Regions from separate parts of the Homo sapiens genome. Here all the other regions are linked to region 2. A link is a contact called in ENCODE Hi-C or POLR2A ChIA-PET data. All regions are on one chromosome and are shown on one strand. Each heading gives the region's core, a stretch centred on a gene start or an enhancer-like site at or near the end of the contact. The rest is flanking DNA. Distances are from core to core; before and after follow the strand shown. Region 1 overlaps RBKS (ribokinase). Region 2 overlaps BABAM2 (BRISC and BRCA1 A complex member 2). Region 3 overlaps BABAM2 (BRISC and BRCA1 A complex member 2).

What was found. A loop is a pair of places that touch in the nucleus more often than their neighbours do. ChIA-PET counts read pairs that join two places held with the same protein, here RNA polymerase II (POLR2A). Pooled maps may share reads with other maps.
Region 1: a loop to region 2 is called in a pooled map, with 5 times the contacts of the local background. The contact joins two enhancer-like sites. A Hi-C loop is called at or near these places in 5 of 50 pooled maps. POLR2A ChIA-PET finds 5 or more read pairs at or near these places in 2 of 52 experiments (MCF 10A and T-cell).
Region 3: a map of endothelial cell of umbilical vein shows a loop between it and region 2 (17-fold over the local background). The contact joins two enhancer-like sites. A Hi-C loop is called at or near these places in 2 of 168 maps with a recorded cell type or tissue (endothelial cell of umbilical vein and posterior cingulate gyrus) and 1 of 50 pooled maps. POLR2A ChIA-PET finds 5 or more read pairs at or near these places in 1 of 52 experiments (CD4-positive, alpha-beta T cell).

Annotation. Positions count from the first base shown.
Region 1 is chr2:27,858,610-27,862,476 of GRCh38, reverse strand. All of the region lies in intron 1 of RBKS (ribokinase), which reads left to right. Among named protein-coding and RNA genes, the nearest start is that of RBKS, 30 kb to the left of the region's middle. Within about 2 kb of position 2,141, at least 2 of the 41 ENCODE cell types and tissues checked have a DNase peak (open chromatin) inside an H3K27ac peak, as active enhancers do.
Region 2 is chr2:28,272,891-28,276,781 of GRCh38, reverse strand. The region is part of intron 10 of BABAM2 (BRISC and BRCA1 A complex member 2); the gene reads right to left. It overlaps LOC124907745 (a long non-coding RNA gene), which reads left to right. Exons shown (of 2, transcript XR_007086254.1): 1 at 1-3,891. Among named protein-coding and RNA genes, the nearest start is that of BABAM2-AS2, 36 kb to the left of the region's middle. RefSeq lists enhancers at 147-1,346, 1,945-2,054. Within about 2 kb of position 1,706, at least 17 of the 41 ENCODE cell types and tissues checked have a DNase peak (open chromatin) inside an H3K27ac peak, as active enhancers do; they include endothelial cell of umbilical vein, where a contact is called at or near this core.
Region 3 is chr2:27,918,530-27,922,145 of GRCh38, reverse strand. The region is part of intron 2 of BABAM2 (BRISC and BRCA1 A complex member 2); the gene reads right to left. Among named protein-coding and RNA genes, the nearest start is that of BABAM2-AS1, 29 kb to the right of the region's middle. Within about 2 kb of position 1,470, at least 6 of the 41 ENCODE cell types and tissues checked have a DNase peak (open chromatin) inside an H3K27ac peak, as active enhancers do; they include endothelial cell of umbilical vein, where a contact is called at or near this core.

The DNA of each region.
Region 1 (3,867 bases), core at 892-3,391, 410 kb after region 2:
GAGGCAGAGGCCACGTGAATCTGATGTAGTGACAAGTGGTATCGTATAATACACTAAAATATTCTTGTCGTATGTATTTATGTGCATAAGAATATAAAATAACACACAAACTTTTAGTCCCCACCTTTCTTTGTGAATACCTGTCATTTAACTTTTCACTTTTTATGCATGTACATATCATGGGAGAACATATACCTATATCTTTTTCCTTTTAAATAACATAAATCAGCCAGGCACGGTGGCTCACGCATGCAATCCCTACACTTTGGGAGGCCGAGGCAGGAGGATCGCCTGAGTCCAAAAGTTTGAGACCAGCCTGAGCAACATGGCAAAACCCCGTCTCTATAAAAAAATACAAAAAATTAACCAGGAGTGGTGGTGTGCACCTGTGGTCCCAGCTCTCTGGGAGGCTAAGGTGGGAGGATCATCTGAGCCCAGGAAGTTGAGGCTCCAGTGAGCCATTTTTGTGTTCCACTCCAGCCTCAGCAACTGAGCAGACTCTGTCTCAAAAAAAAAAAAAAAAAAAAAATCAGGCCAGGCGCCATGGATCACACCTGTAATCCCAGCTCTTTGGGAGGCTGAAGCAGGGGGATCAGGAGTTCAAGACCAGCTTGGACAATAAAATGAAACCCTATCTCTACTAAAAATACAAAAAAAATTAGCTGGGCATGGTGGTGCATGCCTGTAATTTCAGCTACTCGGGAGGCTGAGGCAGGGGAATCATTTGAACCCAGGAGGCAGAGGTAACAGTGAGCCGAGATAACACCACTGCATTCCAGCCTGGGAGACAAAGTGAGACTCCACCCCCCCCCCAAAAAGAAATGGAACATACTAATCTCCTTATTCCGTGAATTATTTTCTTCACTCGTGTATTACTTGCATCAGGGTTAGGTTTAATGCCATTGTCAACAAGTTGATTTTGCCTTGTAGGAGATACATCAGGACACAGTGATGAACATTTGTTGAATTAGTGCATGAATGAAGGAATATATGACTTCTAGTTACAGTTCTTGCTTGTGGAAGAGGAATGCTGCTGATACTGGGAGTGCAGTGGGCAAGATCTGGTAAAATATGGAGTTGTTATTGTCGGACAGTTGCCCAGTCATCCCTGCCAGTCTCCCCCTGCTTCCCTAATCAACACCTCCACATCCTCATTTCAGAACAGGAATAGATGCTATACGGGGGAGACACAGAAAAGAGACAAAGGGAGGCTGGGCGCGGTGGCTCATGCCTGTAACCCCAGCACTTTGGGAGGCTAAGGCAGGCGGATCACTTAAGGCCAAAAGTTCGAGACCAGCCTGGCCAACATGATGAAACCCCCTCTCTACCAAAAATACAAAAATTAGCCTTGCCTGGTGGCGCACCCCTGTAATCCCAGCTACTTGGGAGGCTGAGGCAGGAGAATCACTTGAATCAAGGAGGTGGAGGTTGCAGTGAGCCGAGATCGTGCCACTGTACTCCAGCCTTGGTGACAGAGAGAGACTCTGTTTAAAAAAAAAAAGAGAGAAAGAGAGACAGAGACAGAGACAAAGGGAGACTCTTACAAAAATCTGTTCAATCAGCAAATATCTGTTAACCTCGTGTCAAGTGACAGACACATTGCATAAAATGGAGAACATGACAGACTTGGTCCCTGTCCTCATGCAGGGAAAGTCTACAGTTAAGGGAAGAAAGAGACAAGAGTAGGGGAAGGATGCAGAAGAAAAAGAGGAGAAATTAGTAAAATACCAAAAGAGTGAAGAATTTCAGTGATCACTGAATTAATACAATGCTTGTGTTAATAGAAGTTGTTTAGAAATGAGTTTAAATCCCAGCCATCTGCTCCCACATCAAACACACCTACTGTACCCATGATTTTGCCCTTCCCCCACATATATATATACATCCCAGTAATAATCTGGTGATTTTTAAATGAATTCTCACAGTTAGTAATAAAAATTACACTTGATTCAAACCAGTGAATTGTAACCCAGATCTAAGTATAGATGTAGTGGAAATCATAAGTTTCTTTAGTGACAGTCTTACTAATCAAGTTATTTGGCCTGTTTTTAGCCACATGGTATATTTTTTCTTTTTCAGGTTGCTCTGAGTGTTGTTTGTAGCAGCATCAGTAAGCCAAGAATTCACATAGTTACTCAATCACACAGATTACTCATCATTGCCTGTTCATAACAGAATCCTAAGATGTTTAAGATTTCTAATGCAAATCAAAATCTCATCATCACTTGTCATTGCTAAATTAAATGACAGGATAATAACATTACATTAAAACCATTTTTCTCTTGATTGAGTACCTTTTTCAGAAGTGAACCTTCTAGATGTATATTTTTTTTCATCAGTACTATAAATGCATTTAGAATCCAAGATAAAAATAGAATTTAAAGGGGAGGAGTGGGATGTTTTCAAATTATTGATGAGGCTCTTTTGAATCTCAACCATATTTGACAGTGTACTGCAAGGGAATGGAGTAGTTCAGCTCAATTTATTGACACTTTTAGAGCTATATAAAGGAGGTTAACAGGTTGAGCTTGGTCTTTATTGAAGCAATCGTGTGTTCTTAGCATCAGTTATATGTCATCCCGTTGCAAACTGGCTGTTAGGACTTGTCATTGCTCTGTTCTAATATAAGATACTGACTTCAGATAGATCACAACCTATGTGGAAAATTAATATAAATTTCTAACCTGTAAAAGCAGTGTAGGTTCTCAGTGGCCTTACCATTGTGAACTTACCTCTTTACCTTTCTTTCCTATCTAAAGCTAGTTAACCTTTTTTGGTCACACCTACCCTCTTTTTATCTGCTCCCTCTGGCCCTTGGCCCACTTCTCTGTGGCCAGCTAGCCAGTGTTCGTGCCACCTGAGCCCATCTTCTTCACTTGCCCTAGAACTCCCCAGAATGCCTCTTTCATTTTAAAGTCAATCATTTCCTTCCATCCTTCAAATATTTTATTTCCTCACACCTTCCATCTTTAATAATATGAAATATAAAAATCTTACCCTGGATCAAACCTTTTATTCTTTTTGCCTCACTTAATACTATCATCATTAGGCAATAATAGCATTATGGTAAAAATTCTTACCTCTTAGAGAAGCTGATGAAGGTATTGACTCAAACAAGATTGGCTATGAAACAATAAGTATTAAATTATTAAATCTGGATGATAGGTGAATGAGGGAAAGGGAAGCCAGTATGCTGTTTTCTCTACTTTTATAGGTTTGTAATCTTCCATAATAAAAATTTAAAAATAACTTAGCTCTTTAGTGTTCCTTTTTTAAAATAGACACCCTTTTTGAGTGAGCACGTGAAATGATGTGGTATGCAGGATGGACTAAGACTAAAACCTGATCCTGCTCTCTGAACACCCCACTCTTACTCTACCCCTTAGTAAACAAAAAAGATTCTTTAGCACCTGGAATTGTAACTTCCCTCTTCTCCTTAGGTCCTGTACTTGATTATCAGAATCCTGGTCTGGTTTAACACTTCCTGCTTCTTGGTTTAACACTTCCTGCTTCTTGTTAAAGTGACCAGATAAACCCATATAGAAATATACATTAATTTCATCCCATTTATTAAATCCCACTGTGAATAAAGTTCTGTGCTGGCATTAAGAAAGAGAATATGAAGGAAAAGTATTCATGAATAACCCTGATGCAGTACAACACTAGCCACAGTAGTGGTCTCTAGGAGAGAGAGAGGAATTCTGTCAAGGAGACTCATTCTTGATAATGATGCAAACTACTAAATGTCATCCTAAAGGAAGAGATAATCTTCGTTGCTTCTGCTTATAGTTCTAATTGTTAAGACTATTTAGAGCTCTACCATATAGCCTTCCCTCTCTTCTAAAGAACTTAAATTGATTACAGTTA
Region 2 (3,891 bases), core at 457-2,956:
TATTTCTGCCAGCTTATGAAAACTAGAATTTTAATATTTTAGGCAGAAGATTTTCATATATACGAACACATATATGTACATGTATTTGGTTAAAGGAAGTGGGCCTTAGTGCTGGGGCATCCAAGTGTAGAAAGGGTGAGGCTGAGATTTCTATTGAGGACAATTTAGTACTTGGGTTGTGAGCCAAACACGAAGAAGGTGGGCACTGTGATGTGTACCAGCAGGCTCAATGGGCACGTTACCCAGCGTGGATCACAGGTCGATTCTTTCAAAGGCCAGAGATGAAGATAAATCAGTCTTTGCTAAAAACATCCCACGGCTGCGCGTTACAAAGGCATATTTTGCTTCAGTATGTAATTTCCTCACTACTTAACTATAAAAGTGTATCAGAATTGAATTCTAGGGCTTTTTCTAAATGAGAGCTGAGTCACAGGTATCTCGGTGCTGTGTCTGCAGACTAAAGTGGATGACTCACATCTGTAAAATTCTGAGAGAAAGTACCAACCGACCCCTTGCTTAGTCATCTTTTGCATGGATGCTGGGTTCATGAGCTCTGTAAACTATAATGAGCGATCTAGCCTTTTACCATCTCTTTATTCTTTTCTAAACAGTACAAATTACATCTCTAAAAATAACTTCATCTACGCAAGTGAGTCACTTCAACCTAACAAGCTTCCACAAGTTACTCAGCTAAATTGTACTATTTACTGTGAAGGTAAAAATCTTGTTGTCATATTAGTCCCATTTTTTTCTTTCTTTCTTTTTTTTTTTTTTGAGATAAAAATTTGGTAGACTTGGAAAAGGGAGGAGGTTTCAGCAAATGTTTTAAAAAACATATGATTTACTCCTAACCTCTCACATGGGCAGGGGTTGTGATGGGGCTGGAGGAAGGAATTCTTTGAAAACTATTTCTAACAGCGCATGAAAATCAGAATTTTAATATTTCAGGCTGTAGCTTAAGCAAAGACTCTGCAATTTTCTTTGTGTGAGCCCATGCGTAAGCTGTCCTCTCTGCGGGATGTTTATTGGCTGTTGGAAGAGATATATATCAATAATTCTATTTGCTTTAAAATCCTGATCTGTGAAATTATGACATTTTTGACGAGAGACCCAGCCACGCTAATAAATGCATATGTATTAAATACTAATCTTTGCTCTTCCAGGAGCTGATCACTCACCACACCCTGAATTCTCTAGACACACAACTAAGCTTTGGTACTCCACCCGTTTACTGTGTAGCTTTCCAACCCCGAGGCCTGCCTGCTGGTCTTTAGCTTGCCTTTCCTGGCCTGGCATTGTCAGCTCTCAGCAGCCCCACCCCAGGCCTATCCCAGTTAGGCAATAGGTACAATGGAGGCAAGAGCAGGTGACCTGCATGAGGCTTATACCTTCACAACCTGGGCAGCAATACTGAAATATCAAAGCACTGTTAATCCACACTCTAGCCTCAGTCAAAGTGGACTAGAAGGATTTCTCATTCATGTTTGGCCAGGAATGAAATTACTAATACCAACAGGCCTAGAAAGTTTCCACTGCTGTTTCAGCTTCTCCTTTAAGACATCAGATCCGTTGGCTTCATCCAAATGGCCACGTGAACAACCTTTCCCTGTGCATGGGGGTGCTTTAGAAGAGGAAAATGAAATCACTGGTCCATCTGAAAATTCCCCAGGAAATGGACTGCAAAGCCTACTTCCTGACTCCAACGAAGGCAGAGGCTGAGTCATCTAATCCCTCCCGACTAGTATTCACTTGACTTGCACCAAGTAGGTCAGCTGGAGTCGTCTGAATTCTGCTCTCTGTCCTCGTAAGCAGCCACCCCCTGCAGTGGAGCTACTGGAGCATGCTGGGTCTGGTCTCTTCTGCGAGGTCTTCACTCAGCCTCAGCCCACAAAGTTGATGTTACATAACCTCTCCTAAGTTTCTCTTTTCTCATTTGCAAAATGGGAAGAGTCACACCATTTACCTCTCAGGGCTGTGACGATGAAAAGGGACACTGTACATGCAAGTGCTACACAGACTTCAAGGTGCTCTGACCACTCAGCTCTCCCATTTCAGCAAGTGGTTACTGAGCTCTTGTCTAGTGCCTAACACCGGGCCAGGCGCTGTGCATAACAAAGAGTTAAAACATGGTTTAGAAGCCTGGGCAACATGGCAAAACCCTGTCTCTACTAAAAACACAAAAAATTAGCTGGGCATGGTGGGTGCACCTGTAGTCCCAGCTACTGGCATAGGGGGTTGAGGTGGGAGGATTGCCTGAGTCTAGGAGGTTAAGGCTGCAGTGAGCCAAGATCGCACCACTGCATTCTGGTCCTGACAACAGAATGAGATTCTGTCTCAAAAAACAAAACAAAACATGGTTTAGATTTAGTCCTGGACCTCAGTAAGCAAATTAAGCAGAATAATGAAGCAAATACATATGACAATTAAGGAACCATTCAAGATAACAGATCTCATAATTACGTTATTTGGATCAAGTGTTATTCAGGTGGGAGTGCTCGGTTAGACAGTGAAGCTGAAGACAGCTTTTAAGAAATGGTGCAAGAAAGATGAGGAGGTCAAGGAGAAAAAGCAAGAAGGGTCAACAAAGAGGCCAAGGCTGAGTGGGAGAGAAAGCTGGATGGGGAAGGTGAGCCTGTCTACTGGGGAAGGCCGCCAGATAAAGGTGGTGTCTTGAAATGATTAATGTGGTGGCAAGGCCCAAGAGCCACAGACAAACCAGCTGGCCAGTGAGCTAGTCCTGGAGGTGACAGGTTATAAGCAAGGGTGAAGGCACGGGAGTGGCAAACACAGGAATGAGTAACACCTTGCATTTCTATAGCACATGACGCCTTCCCCTTTGCTTTCATGTGATTTAATCCTCACAAACCTCCATGAGCTAGGCAGGGTAAGTGTCAATCTCATTTCACAGACGAGGAAGCTGAATCTCGGAGCCACTGCGTGGTGAGGCTGAGAAGTTAACCCAGTTTCCTGACTAAGATGGGTGCTCCTTTGACTGCCTGTGTAGCCTCCACACTTGCTGGGTATCAGATTTACCCATGAAGCTGTTTTATTTTTTATTTTTTTTGGAGACAGTCTTGCTCTGTTGCCCAGGCTGGAGTGCAGTGGTATAATCTCGGCTCACTGCAACCTCTGCCTCCCAGGTTCAAGCAATTCTCGTACCTCATCCTCCCAAGAAGCTGGGACTACAAGTCCATGCCACTACATGCAGCTAATTTTTGTATTTTTAGTAGACACGGGGTTTCACTATGTTGGCCAGGCTGGTCTCGAACTCCTGACCTCAAGTGATCCTCCCACCTCGGCCTCCCAAAGTGCTGGGATTAGAGGCGTGAGCCACTGGGCCTGGCCTGAAGCTATTTTATTAAAACCACACAAGTTCAGCAACCAATCCTCCCTAACCCCTTTCAGATTGAACAGTGGAACAGGGAGAGGAGAGAAGAGAAGAAAGGCAGGAGGTGCTCAGTCCTCAGAATCTGCCAAGGCTCTCAGGGGTTCTGACGTAGTCAGGGCATGAACCACTGCACCCACTGCACTGTACAATGTGGTACCTAAGTGGTTAAGAAGGAGAAAAGAGACGGGCAAATGAGACATCATTCCAAGGGCTGAAGCCTCAGTTCATAGAAACTGGTCTGCCATTAAAAGCTGGATGGAGCAGAAAATGTTCGGTCCGTGGAATTGGGTAAGAACTGTGCCCTAAACAGGGACGTCGTATCAGCTCCATGTGCCTGTGCTAGCTCTTATTTTTACCCTTCACAGCCAGAGTAAGAAAGTTCCACGGCATTCCAGAAGACTGGCTGCAAGCAGTGTGGCCATGGATGACTTCCTGCACTTGCCCTCCTCCAGTGAGACAGATCCCAGCCTCTCCATTTCCCAAACCTGTATCCCTCCACATGT
Region 3 (3,616 bases), core at 221-2,720, 350 kb after region 2:
CAAAGGGTCTCACTGGCACTCTGGGATTGGAAACCACTTACAGGACACGCTAACCATATCTTAGTCTCCATGGCCTAGGCATCTTTAAATCTCCAGTGTCTAGCACTGATATCCAGGAGGTGAACACTCCAACAACTATGTAGGAGGATAAAGGTTTGCTGAATGAATGCATATATCTTGACTCCTAGTGTTGTACTCTTTTCATGATTAAAAACAACAACAAGAAAAAAAGACTGTTGATTTAACTGGAATTGGGATGATGTGCTCATCCTCACCTCCAAGAAAGGCAAAAGTGTGATTATTTGTGGAAGGTTTTCCCTTTGAAGAACTGTACACACAACTCAGAATTTAAACTTTAAGTTATTACCTATAATTATTATATTTCCACAATAAACAAATAACAGCAGCTAATATTTGTCGGGCATTTACTAATGTGGCAGGCACTATTCTAAGCTCTTTAATTATATTAAACTATTTAAACTTACAGCAACCTTCCAAGATAGGTGCTGTTATTACCCCAATTTACAGATGAGGGCACTGAGGCACGTAGATGCTTATGTAACTTGCTAGTGAGTGACAGAGCTGGGATCCAAACCCAGGATGTCTGCCTCCATGGCCCACTTTCTTAATTACTACATTAAACCATCTCTCAATAATTTAAGAGAAAACCATCAGATTAATATCTTATGATTAGTGAATTATAAATCATAATTAGTGGCTTATAAAGATTTATAACTATAAATCTCATAATTGGTGAACTATAAATGTTTTCAACAAATGATATTTTATTAAGTACCTAGAAAAATGAGAAGTAAAAGATGACAAAATATTGCCAAAAAGAAGTTCTATTACATGCGTTCTAATGAAAAGAAAATTATTTATCAGTAATAAGTATAAAAACTGTAAACACATAAATCAAGGCTACAAGAGAGGGAACAAGCCCCCCGTAACTTGACACAGACTCTACAATGATGACACTGTTCACTGATTTAGCAAACTATATATATAAAGTTTAAGTAAATAATGAAAGGTAAATTTGGATTTGACTCCTCTTTAAATTATCATTTGTTCCTAGTTACTGAGATCCGACTCAAATGTTAAGGTTTCACTATAAAAAAATAAAAGTAGGCAAATTTTACTATACTTTATAGGCTTTTTAGTGACAGCCAAGAACTAATCTAGATTAACAAAGCTATATGAAGATATTCTACAACCTTTAAAACATTAGCAGTTTTAAAATAATGCAAAATATAAGAAAATATATTCTTTCTGGCTTAATAGGGCTAACCCTGTTTTTTGATACACTGTCTGGAAAAAAATAATGACTTAGACCATTTCTATTCTTCAAGCCACCTAAAAAGAACAAAGTAGATGAGTCCAGGGTTCCTTCCCTGAGTCTACGTCAGTTTCCTTTACCCTGACTATTAATTTACCATTTGGCATGTGTCCTACATAGCTTCCTGTTTTCTTGATAGTGACGTTTGTGCTAAACCAACAATATTTAACATCAGCTGAGAAGGAAGTCTTCAACTTTGGCAACCTAAAATAACAAGTGACTCTCAAATAAAATATGCTCAAAGATCAATAACCACCTTTTAAAAAAAAGTCACATATTACAGTAAATTACTGTTAACTAATATTAACTACATTTTCATCTTTTAGAATTTATTTTCTCTGAATTAAATCTAACATAGATTACTCAGTTTCAAAAATTATCATGGTTTCTAGACTGGATGCAGCAGTAAAGAAGCTGGAAGACTGACAAAGGGTATCTTAACATCTATCTAAATAATCTAAAACATGAGCATTTTATCTGCAAAGGCATCTGAACTGGTTCATGGAATCTTACATATTCAGCCTTGAAAGGGCTATAATTATACCCCATCTGACTGGCCAGACCAAATCCACAAGGTCAAGTCTTAGACCTTTTTACAAGCAAAAAGGACAAATTAAAATCGGTAAAAGAAGACAAAATTGCATTCAGATAGATTTTCTCGGTTGATTTTCAGGGGAATGGGGCTATGCATTTGATGACATATGATATTCTTGATACATCAAGTACATTCTATCTCTAAAGCCTAAAAACTATGGCTAGACCCTCCTAGAAAAAATGATACATTTAATTCTTAGCATAGGATTCCAAAATGCCATCACCAAAATAAGTGACTCAGCCCAGAATGTTTTAAAAATTACAAAATTAAAATATTCAAGAAAATGTGTTTGCCAGTTCATGTGGCGTCAACTGTTATTCTCAGCTTCTATGCCATATCTCCATTTATAAATGATAAACTTCAACTCTACTTTAGAGTAGGAAGTATTTTTAAATGTTGGTAGGTGTCCCTATAACAAAAATGTGGTTTAAATTACAATATGGTTTCAGTAGGAATGATGGGCTCACATACAGTTTTTAACAGCTAACTAGGATCGGGAAAAAATCCTTTAACTTTTTCAGATAGATGCTTAGCTTATTAATTTTCAACCTTTCTTCTTTTCTAATATGTGCATTTAATTAACTCTGCTAAGAGAATAAGAGGAAATTGATAGGATTATCTTAATAAGTACAAGTGTTTGATGAAATTAAACATCCATTCATAATTTTAAAAGCTCTCTATAAACTGGGATAAAAGGGAACTTCCTTAATGTGATCAAAGCTATCTACAAAAAACTTAAAGCAACATCATACTTAAAAACAAAACATTAAAATTTTTTTCTTTGAGATAGAGGATGAGACAAGAATACCAACTCTCATCACTTTAATTCAACATTGTACTGGAGGTCTTAGCCAGGATGGAGGAAATAAGGAGTATAAAAATTGGAAAAGAAGAAACAGAACTTACTTTTTTGCAGAAAATGTGACTGTGAACATAGAAAATTTTGTAAATGTTCATATGCACTATTGGAATGAATATGTGGGTTTAGCAAAGTTGTTAGAGCATACATAGAAGTCTATTGTATTTCCATATACCATCAACTGTCAGAAAATAAAACTTTTAGAAAGATGCCATCTAAAATAATATCAAATGATCAAATATATAGAAATAAATGTTACAATAGATGTGCAAGATCTCTATGCAGAAAGCTATTATTAAGAAGAAAATAAGTAAACAAATAAATGAACAGAGATATCATGTTCATGGATTAAAAGACTCATAATGAGGCCGGGCACAGTGGCTCATGCCTGTAATCTTAGCACGTTAGAAGGCCAAGTCAGGTGGATCACTTGAGCTCAAAAGTTTAAGACCAGCCTGGGCAACATGGAGAAACCCTGTCTCTACAAAAAATACCAAAAAGTTAGTGGGCATGGTGGCATGTGCCTGTAGTACCAGCTACTTGGGAGTCTGAGGTGGGAGGATCGCCTGAGCCAGGGAGGTCAAGACTGCAGTGAGCCATCATCACATCACTGCTCTCCAGCCTGAGCCACGGAGTGAGAAAAAAAAAGACTCATAATGAAAAGTTGTAAGTTCTCCCTAAATTGATCTGCAATCTGAAAGGCAGATTCTAAAATACAAATGGAATGCCAAGAACCTAGAATAGATCAGATGATCTTGAAGAACAAAAACTTGATAGGATTATTTACAATAAACAAAAGGTAGAAGCAATCCAAGTGTCCATCCAT